2 separate regions of the Homo sapiens genome follow, and region 2 is linked to region 1. Evidence: read pairs that join two places in POLR2A ChIA-PET (ENCODE). Cell type or tissue: MCF 10A. All regions are shown on one strand. Links, peaks and the distances in the headings refer to the core of each region. The heading gives the core; the rest is flanking DNA.

The links. ChIA-PET counts read pairs that join two places held together with the same protein. Peaks named below come from ENCODE experiments on the same cell type or tissue, not always from the same donor. Only the 100,000 strongest peaks of a DNase experiment are listed, where the experiment ranks them.
Region 2: POLR2A ChIA-PET joins it to region 1 with 5 read pairs; 3 of 35 experiments call an interaction of 5 or more read pairs at or near these places.

Annotation. Positions count from the first base shown.
Region 1 is chr4:101,597,444-101,602,835 of GRCh38, forward strand. No RefSeq gene overlaps it. Among named protein-coding and RNA genes, the nearest start is that of BANK1, 190 kb to the right of the region's middle. In MCF 10A, for the core only: no CTCF peak of the experiment used is centred there; a DNase peak (open chromatin) is centred at 2,338.
Region 2 is chr4:101,354,866-101,360,257 of GRCh38, forward strand. No RefSeq gene overlaps it. Among named protein-coding and RNA genes, the nearest start is that of PPP3CA-DT, 9.8 kb to the left of the region's middle. In MCF 10A, for the core only: no CTCF peak of the experiment used is centred there; DNase peaks (open chromatin) are centred at 1,646 and 2,306.

The sequences.
Region 1 (5,392 bases), core at 88-5,087:
GGCAAATGCTTCACACTGTCAACCATCCTCAGTTTGTTTCTTCCTACTGTCTAATTACTGAGTTACCTATATACAGTCCATAGTTTAGAGGTAAAAGGGAATGAAAACCATCTTTAAAATATTCTTACGTTGTGGATTAGATAATGAATATCTGGTGAGATTAGATGATTTACTTAGCACACAATTAGTTGCAGGGTTTGGGTTAGAATCATCTCTTTAACTCTTAGCTGCTTGGTGGGAAAACAACTCTGTAATTATCCAGAACTATAAGGTACCCTTGTAGTTGTGTGGATTCACCTTGACTTAAGCATTCCAACCAAAGCCATACACGTATTTGGATCTAAACCCTGTATTCATGCTATGCTTTATGGCAAATCCTAAACAAGCCTGTGGAGATTTTCATTTGTTTGTTTCATCAGCAACTCTAAGTCTTGTGAAAGTTAAAGAACTCCAAGTTAACTTTCTTAAGCACTAATATACATACACAGACTCTAGGATTGAAAATTGCAGTGCTAGTCCATGTATATGTCTTGAATTCATTGTTTTTAAACTCATGCAATATATTAGATCTAATAATAAGAGCTATAAAATAGATCTGAACTTTGAACATCGTAATGCTTAAGAAAATGATATATGACATAAAGTATCTAATACCAGAAAGCCACATTTGTAAATATGAAAAATAAAGGCAAAATATAAACAAAATATTCTCAGAATCTTGAACTCATAGCACAAAAAGAATTTTGAGAAAACCCTTAGTACAACTTTATTAGTGATTTGCAAAATAGATATTTCTTGAATTTAATTGAATCCCAGAGGACATTCTAAAATTTAACTGTAGCAACTTTGTTAGCACACTGCAGTGTTTCCAAAGGTTTATATAGTATAGGGAAAGCTTGTAGGCTGGAATGAGAATGTTAATTCCCATGATAGGGTTATAGAAAGAATAGCAGTTAGTTAGGGGAAGGCTTCTTGAAGGGAGTAGTTTGTTCCTTCTCCTTATCTGTGGACTATGTAAGTTCTTATCGGCGTTGCTTGGATGGGCTTTAGATCTTTGTCCCTTATCCCAGTGGTAAAATTTTGAGATGCAAATGCTTCTGGGTATGTTTGGGGGAGAATATCTACATCTTTCACCAGATTTATAAATAATTATGTTAATCTCCAAAGGTAAATGTTAAGGGAAAAGTTCATTAACTATTTTTCAGCATCTATGTTCAGCACTGTACATACATACATTGCACACATGATTTACATACATATATTTACATGCATGATTGCATTTACTTAATCTTCACTGTTTGAAGAAATAACATTATATGTCTCTGATTGGTTTAAACTGTTTTCCTGCAGCAGGCTCTTGTACTCTTAACTCTTACAGTTTATGCTAACTGATTTCAGAGCTAATTGGGTGGATTAATATGTAGGATGGTAAATAGTTACTTTATTTTTCAAATCCTTATTATCTTGTTTGCTTCCTTGGGTTTATCATTATTTCCCGCATTAGTCAAGGTTCTCCAGAGAAAGAGAACCAATATTATATATAGATATATAGAAATATATTCATTATGAGAAATTGATGCATATGATTATGGAAGCGGAGAAGTCCTGCAGGCTGTCCCCTGCAAACTGGGGGCCGAGGAAAGCCAGTGGTGTAATTTCAGTACAAACTGAAGTCCTGAGAACAAGGGTCATCAGTAGTGTAAGTTTCGGAGTCCAAAGGCCCAAGAACCAAGAGCACTGATGTCTCAGGGCAGGAGAAGATGAATGGCCCAGCTCTAACAGAGAGAGCAAACTCACCCGTCTGTTTTTTTTGTTGGGCCTCACCCACATTGGTGAAGGCGATCTTCCTTACTCAGTCTATTTTCTTCAGAAAACACCTTCCCAGGCACACACAAAAGTAATATTTTACCCCTATTGGGCATCACTTAGATTAGTCAAGGTGACATAAAATTAACAATCACATTATCCAAAGTGTTTTATAGAATATTGGCATCTTCTATCAGGAACTCACCTGAGCAAAAATGCATATTCAACTAAAGAAGGGAAGCTTCTGACTGTTTATAAAGATAAAATGCTCTGTAAAGTTTTTGTAACCAGTCTATGAAATGAACTTGTAAAATTCTAATACTTAAGTGGCCAGTTGTCCCCTTGAATATTGGAGTTTTTGTGTTTATGGGCAAAATACGTGGCGGTAGTTTCCCAACATTCATTTGAAGGCTTTTGTTTGGCCACAAAAATCAGTAAAAACATATATTGTAGTTGCACTTGAAGTTTTCATCAATTGAGCTGATGAGAAAGCAGGTGGTTACAATGAAGCAAGACAAGCCTTAGATTGCTGCAGGCATGACTCACTATGAAATACAAGTGAGCAATATGTAAAAGCAGCAAAGAATTGAAAGGATGGAATAATTTCATATTTCAACACAAAAGATTGCCTAGGATTTTTTCCTATTCAAAACGGGAAATATGACCTTCTGTCCTAGCTCATAAACAAATCTATTCAACATTTGCAGCATGCCTGCTTCTTCCTGCATTGCTGAAAATGTATCCTACAGTCTCGAGAGAGCATGGTGAGATTAGGCCTAACAAATACCCTAATCCCTCCCTGACCATTTGAGAAGAATCTAAGATCCCCACATCGTACTCCTGTTACTGCAGCGGTTTTCAAAACTCAACAAAAAGCAACTGGTTTTCTTTTTTTTTTATTTTTTTGAAGGAAAGTGGAAGGTGTACTGAGTGAGATATGAGTACAGAGGGGGCTTTCATGTTGCAGGTGTGCCTGAGGAACTGCGAGGCAGAAAGTAGAAATATACATCTAAGGTGAATTAAGTCAGAACTTTGAATGTCTGGCTGCTGGAATCTTCATGGTACTTAAGTCCCTTTATAATAAGTTAGCTCATTGGAGAATCATGCTATCTTAATGACCTTGATAGTCTTAATGACTTTTAGAGATTTACTGGCAAATCACCATTAGCATGAGGAAATCCCCATTAATATGAGGAAATCCTCATGTGATAAGGCATAGGATTATGTTTTAAGGCAAAGGCTTCTGAGTCAGAAATACCTGAATTGAAATCTGGCTCTGCAGCTTGCTAGTTGTGACTTCTTAGGCAAAGTCTGCTCGCTTAGAACTGGTATAGGTCCTAGTTTCTTCATGGATAAGATTAGAATCATAATAGTAATTGCCTTTTTAAGGTTATTTGTCGGGATCATGTGAATTAATGGATGCAAAGTTCTCAGCACGGGGCTGTGCATCTAGTAAGGTCTCTTGCTACTAGCTGTTCTGTTGGTGTTAAGAAGAGAAAGTACTGAGAAAAGTCCTGGCATTCTGGTTCTGTTAGGAACATTGTTAAATTGTCAAGGTAATTATCCTCTTTGAGCTTCATGTTTCTCATCTGCATAATGAAGGGATTAATTGGCTGTAGTTCATATGACAAACAGTAAGAAAGTATATAATAGATTGTAGTATAATAATAACATTTATTGAATAATATTTTGCTGGGCACAGTGGCTCATGCCTGTAATCCCAGCACTTTGGGAGGCTGAGGTGGGTGGATCACCTGAGGTCAGGAGTTCAAGACCAGCCTGGGCAACATAGTGAAATCTTTTCTCTACTAAAAATACAAAACAATTAGCTACTTGGGAGGCTGAGACAGGAGAATCACTTGAATCTGGGAGGCAGAGGTTGCAGTGAGCTGAGATCTCATTACTGCACTCCAGCCTGGGCGACAGGGCAAGACTCCGTCTCCAAAAAACAAACAAACAAAACAATAAAAAAAAAAAAAACTATTTTAAGCATTTCACAAGCATCAACTCATTTAATCCTCATAACAACCCTGTTGTTATGCCAGTGAGCAACATATGAAACAACACAAGGACTGTTGTTAATGCCCGTGTTATAGATGAGGAAATTAAGATGGAGCAATTAAGAAATTTGACACACAGCTAGTAGTGGCAGATCTGTAATTAAGTGGGCCAAAAAGTAGAAGTATAATATGATCCCATTTTTGATAAAAGAAACTATCATATATATTTTTATATACAGTCATGCCCTGCATAATAATGTTTTTCTCAACAATGGACCAACCAAATGTACAATAGTGGTCCTATAAGATTTTAATACAACTGAAAAATTCCTATCACTCAGTGATGCTGTGGCTGTTGTAATGTCATAGTACAATGTTGCAGTGTCATTATTGTAGTGAGGCTGGTAGAAACAAACATACTCTGCCGCAGTCCTGTAAAACTGTCACACATACAATTATGTCTGTGCATGATACTTGATAATGATAATAAATGACTATGTTACTGGTTTATGTATTTACTATATTATAATTTATATAGTTTTTTTAGAGTGCATTCCTTCTACTTACATACAAAAAAGTTAACTGTAAAACAACCTCAAGCAGGTCCTTCAGGAGATATTCCAGAAGACAGCATTGTTATCACAGGAGATGACAGCTCCATGCATGTTATTGCCTCTAAAGACCTTCCAGTGGAACAAGATGTGGAGATGGGAGACAGTGACATTGATGATACTTACCCTCTGTAGGCATAGGCTAATAAGTGTTGGTGGCTTATTTTTCTAACAAAAAAGTTTAAAAAGAAAAACAAATTAAAGTAGAAAAGAGCTTATAGAATAAGCATATAAAGAAAGAAAATATATTTGTGGCTCTGCACAATGAGTTTGTGTTTTAAGCTAAGTGTTACCACAAAAGAACCAAAAAGTTAAAATTTCAAAATTTATAAAGTAAAACAGTTACAGTAACCTAAAATTAACTTATTTTTCAAGAAAGAAAAAAATTATTTAGCCTAAGCATTTATAAAGTCTAGAGTAGTATACAATAATGTCCTAGGCCTTGACATACACTCACCACTCACTCACTGACTCACCCAGAGCAATTTCCAGTCCTACCAGCTCCATTCATGATAAGTGCCCTCTACAGGTGTACCATATTAAAATTATTTATACTGTATTTTTACTGAATTCAATGTTTACATACACAAATCCTTGCCATTATGTTTCAACTGCCTACAGTATTCAGTACAGTGACATGCTGTACAGGTTTGTAGCCTAGGAGCAACAGACTAAACCATATAGCTGAGCTGTACAGTACATTATATCATCTAGGTTTGTGTAAGTACACTCTGATGTTTACACAGTGACAAAACTGCCTAATGATACATTTCTTACAACACATTCCGATTGGGTGTGTGTGTGTATTAGTCCGTTCTCACACTGCTATAAGGATACTACCTGTGGCCGGGTACGGTGGCTCATGCCTGTAATCCCAGCACTTTGGGAGGCCAAGGCAGGTGGATGACCTGAGGTCAGGAGTTTGAGAACAGTCTGGCCAACATGGTGAAACCCCGTCTCTACTAAAAATACAAA
Region 2 (5,392 bases), core at 340-5,339, 240 kb before region 1:
TGAAAAGCATCCAATACCAAAAATGCATTTTAAAAGTAGAACTAACAGAATTTGCTGATGGATTGGATACAGGATGTGAGAAAAATAAAAAAGAAGAATCAAGAACTACAAGATTTTGAGTCTCAGCAAATGGAAGATAAGAGTTAACATTTACTAAGAAAGAAAACATTAGAAATGGACAGCATATTTGCTGGAGAAGATCTAAAGTTAGCTTTAGATATGTTAACTCTGAGGCGCATATTGTACATGGAAGTGGAAATGGCATGTGGGCAGTCGGATATATAAGCCTGAACTTGAAAGTCTTGTGTATAAAATTGGAAATCGTGGGCATAATAGTGCTTTATTTCAGTTAGAAGGTAGGAAGAATAGGAGGTTCCAGCAAAACCAACTGAAAGAAGCAGCTTCTGGGATTGAAAGGTAACGTCCCCACAGTCAAGCAAATGAATTGTGTCAACCATGCTGATAGGTTAAGTAAAATGACAACTGAAATTTGATTGTTGATTTTAATAAAAAGAGAAATTATTTGTGATCTTGACAAGGTAGACTTGTATACCTAACAAAAATAGCACCTCATCACTCTCTGCCTCTTTATAGGGTTTCAGTTCCTTTTCAGTATTTATAACTACTTGACGTTGCATCTGTATGTGTGCTGTGTTTGATTTATTTGTTTGTTGGTCTTCTGTCATCTACTTAGATAATATGAACCTTGAGAGCAGGGACTTTGTTTTGTTCCCAATTGAATTTCCATCGCCTGTAACATGCCTACCATATTCCAGGTGCTTAATATATGTTTGTTGAAAAAAAACAAATATTTGATTACAATGTTAGTCTGGGTTAGTTTTTCTAACCTTCTAAATAGTTTAAATAAGCATTTCAAATATTTTTAGGAAAAACTAAAATTTCACATTTAGATTTTTTAAAGTTACAGAGTCAACTTTCGTAGAGAGTGGACTCAGGCCTTGAGGATGACAGATGGAATTCAGGAGTTTAGTTTTTAGCACGAGGTGTGTCTCTCACACATCCGTACTGTAAGAATAATTACTTATATAGATCCAAGGGAAGACACAGTATTACTCATATTTCTTCCTTCTCCAAATACACAAAGGGTTCTATTGTTTGCTTGCAACATCTAAGCTATTCCCTGGTGATAAGTTAGGACAGATAGCAGCAATTTTCAGAGAGGAAGTGGATACGGTTTGGGTTATGGTTGTTTAGGAGCAGTCCTCAAAAGAGTTTCCCTCTCTATTTCAGGGTGTTACCTGTGCCCAGCCCAAAGAAATCTAGTCTGTCTTAGAAATTGTGTTAATATGCTTTAGGGTGCCCGTCCTGCCCATATCCCTGCTGTAGGTAAAATGCCTCAGTAGCCTCACCTGCCAAGTGATCATCAGGTCACAGGTTTAATTACTGCCATTACAGGGGATTGGACTAGGGTGGATGAACATCTGACTAGGGGGTACCTATGGGCTGGTAACCTTTAACTTCCCTAATCTAATTTGCACAAGTAAGCTAGATTAATCAGATGCCTTCTGTGAAGGGCTTGCCCTTAAAATTCAAAGGAAAGTGTACGGTTATTGTTTGAATAAAGGGAAATGCAGGCTGGGGTTAACGTAGCCACTAGCACATGATTCATGTGCAAGGCATGTAAACAGATGAAGCCATTCTGGGTAGAGGGGTAATAGGTCAGATTCAACAGGGGCGGAGAGAGCAGAAAGAGACATTTCAAAATCTGTGTTCTTTTTGTCCTTCCAAGGCATCATTGTTTAATTTTTTTCTGGATATATAAACCCCTCAATACCCTTACAATAAACCCTATTTTCTACAGCTAGTTTGAGTGTTATGTTCCTTACAACCAAAGACCCCTAAAAAGAGCCACTAAGATTGTTACTTTACGCCCTCTGTAAGTTTTCACCTACTGATTCTGGTGCTTATGGCAATGCTCTTCTTCAGCAGACAATGACCATATTCTACCTTCATCCTTGCCCATACCATTGTTTCTATAGCACACTCAGTACAAAAAAATTAAAGGAGAAAAATTAGTATGGATGGAAAGAGGGATAGATAGACTCTGACTAGGCAGTCTTGGGGAATTTTTGAGCTATTGACTGAATATTCTCCATGCCTATTGCCATGTCATCATCAGGCAGGTTATAGGCTATGCTGCAGTAAAAATGGAAAATCTTGGTAGCTTAACAAAAGTTTGAATTTCTCTGCAGGTCTGGGCAGCCCTCCAGGCTGACTCAGCATTCCAGCCTCCTACAATCAGATAGCACAAATATTAACACCTGGTTCCACAGTCACCCAACAGGGCTGGAGAGGGCTGAAGGTCTAAGCCCTAGCAATCAAATGCTTCTGCCTGGAAGTGATACTCATGAATGACCACACTCACATTCCATAGGCTGAATTCATCATTTGGCTAAACCTAATTTCAAGGGAGGCAGAGTTATGTGATTCTCCCACATGTCTGAAATTAGAGATCAAACATTTATAAAGGGTAATAATGCCAATCAGCGTATCTAAATAACCCATCTAATCCTGTGGGACCCATATGCTACTCATTACAACCCAGTGACTAGGACATTTGTCTTATCTGTTTCACATGCCACAGTTAGTCCTGGAATTACTGTGGAACATACGCGCACACACACACACACACAAAACATATTACTAAAAATTAAAGTTTTTAATTAAAATTTTTTGGGTAAAAATTTACTTTTTGTTCCTCATTCATGACCTAAGAATTTCTGTTCTGCTAAATATATACTACCTACCTCCCGTGTAATTGTAATGCATAGTCAGCTATCTAAGGTTGGAGTACCTAGATGCGGACCCTGAGATAAATATTCATATAAAGGTGATTTATTAAAAAGTGTTCCAAGGAAAAACCAGGGGGGAAGCAGGAAAAGTGACAGGGAAGGGAAGAAAGCCAAGCAAGGGTGATATGTCAAGCAAAGATGGTTAACTTTGGCCCAATCCTGTGGGGGTCCTCTGGAGACTTATAAGTCACACCTCTGAGCTGTTCCCATCAGGGAGCAGGGAGCTGAGTATTTGTACCACCAGGCTTGTGTGATCAGACTGCCTCGGAGAGATACGAATTCCTAGGCACTTCCTGCTCTCTCCACGTTTGGGCAAAGGCCAAGGAAGCCTGAGGACAGTGGTCTGACAAAGATGCAGATACAAGCACAGAGGGAGCTGCTGTGGAAATGGAAAAGTTTGGGACAGGCTCAGGGTTGAGGCACTGAGAGCATGTGCTAGTCAGAATTGATAGCCACTTGGATATAGAGGGATGGTGCAAGGAAAATGACCAGATCACCGACTTAAAGATGCAGTGGGGAAAAAACAATAATCTCTTCTTATCTCACTTCAGATTACTCTCCTTCTCCCACATCCACAATGAATTTACCATCCTAAGAATAAGGATGATGAATTTCCTGGGCAGATTCCTTCCCTGTTTCTAATCCCCAAATGATGTACCCTCCATTGCCCGAAATTCTTAACTCACGGAATATAGCATTTAATTCCTTGATAGGTAAAATGAAAATATTCCTAAAACAGGAAGTATATTGAGTCAACTCAGAACTGAGATCTGTCCCAGATATTTGCAGTACCCCTCTGCCCAGGCTGGGAAGGCATTAGGTGTATGTTGGATATTTTGTCTGCTCAGAAGCCTCATTTCAAAGATGACTTATCCACATGATTCTACATGACCCCATCTAAAGGTTATAGTACCATAGATCAAGACTGGATACATGTTGCCTTCTTTTCCCATGATATTTCTTTCTTTGGAAAACTGAATTCAGTCTTTTCTCTGGAAAACAGGTCAAACTGATACTAAGAAGCTTTCAGCAGCCGTGTTATTCTACCATATGGATTAGGAAAGAAGAGAAGGTGGTTCTACAGAAAAAAAAAAATGAATCAGTCATGCAGAAAAGAGCAAGCAAAGATGAAAGAAGGAAGACGGCTGGTATTCCATTTCCTGATCCCACTGTGTTCCCACGACCCAGCTACATGACAGCCCTTGGGGTCCATGAGACCCCCACAACATTCTTATAATTCATTAGCATTTTATGCTGGAGTTCGGTTGAATTTCAGTTATGTACAACCGAAGGGTAGTAAGTAATAAAGAAATGTATTCATAATTGCTAAAACTTGGAACCAACCAAGATGTTTTTCAGTAGGTGAATGGATAAATAAACTGTGGTACATTCAGGCAATGGACTGTTATTCAGCACTAAAAAGAAATGACCTATCAAGCAATAAAGAAACATGAAGGAAACTTAAATGCATATTACTAAGTGAAAGAAGCCAACCTGAAAAGGCTACATAGTGTATGATTCCAACTATGTGACATTCTAGAGAAGGCAAAAGTATGGAGACAGTAAAAAGATCAGTGATTGTCAGAGGTCAGCGGGAAGGAAGAGATAAATAGGTGGAGCAGAGAGAATTTTTAGGGCAGTGAAACTACCCTGTGTAATACTATAACAGTGGGTACATGTCATTCTACATTTGTCCATACTCACAGAATGTACAACACCAAGAGTGAACCCTCATGTAAACTATGGCCTTTGGGTAATAATGATGTATCAATGTAGCTTATCAGTTGTAGCACTGTACCACCGTGGTGGGGGACATTGACAGTGGGGGAGGCTATCCATGTGTGGGGGCAGTGGGTATATGAAATATCTTCATACCTTTCTCTCAATTTTGCTGTGAACCTATAATTAGACTTAAAAATAATAAGGGAAACTAAGAGTAACACAGTTTCTCAGCTGTAAACTCTAACTAGGACAAATCCTGGGTCTAGATCTGTGCAATCACCTTCTCTCCAGAGGTCTTGCAGAATGAGGGGTGGCCCAGAGGCTATAGTGGTGACAAGCATAGCCCTGGGATATAAGAAGGCTTTCTAGAAGGTACTGCCTCTTTTTTTTCCCCATATCTCTCTTTACAGAAACTTTATTTTTCTTTCCCTCTTTTGAAATTACTATGGAGCATTATTCCAGGATGTGAAACCCTCTGGGGTCTCATACAAATAAACAATTTGAGAATTGATAATAATGGAGCATCATAAGATGCATTCAGGAAGGCATCAATGTATGAAATATTGAAGCAGAAAGTGCCTTTCCTAATCTAGGTTGAAAGACTGAAAGACTGATGGGTAGGCCCCTGTGACTTGATCTATCTCCTGAAAACCATGTGTTACTTATGTATGTTAGAATTTGGAAGTGAGATGATAGTGGGGATACATATTTACATATTTATTGAAATTGAAAAACAAAATCACAGTTTTCTTTTTCCTCACAGAAAATTCCACTTTAGTTATTGCTTCACAATTAAGAACTGGCTTTGCCAGTGAAGTTCTTTGGCAGACATTTTCTCTAAATTAATTAAGTTAAAC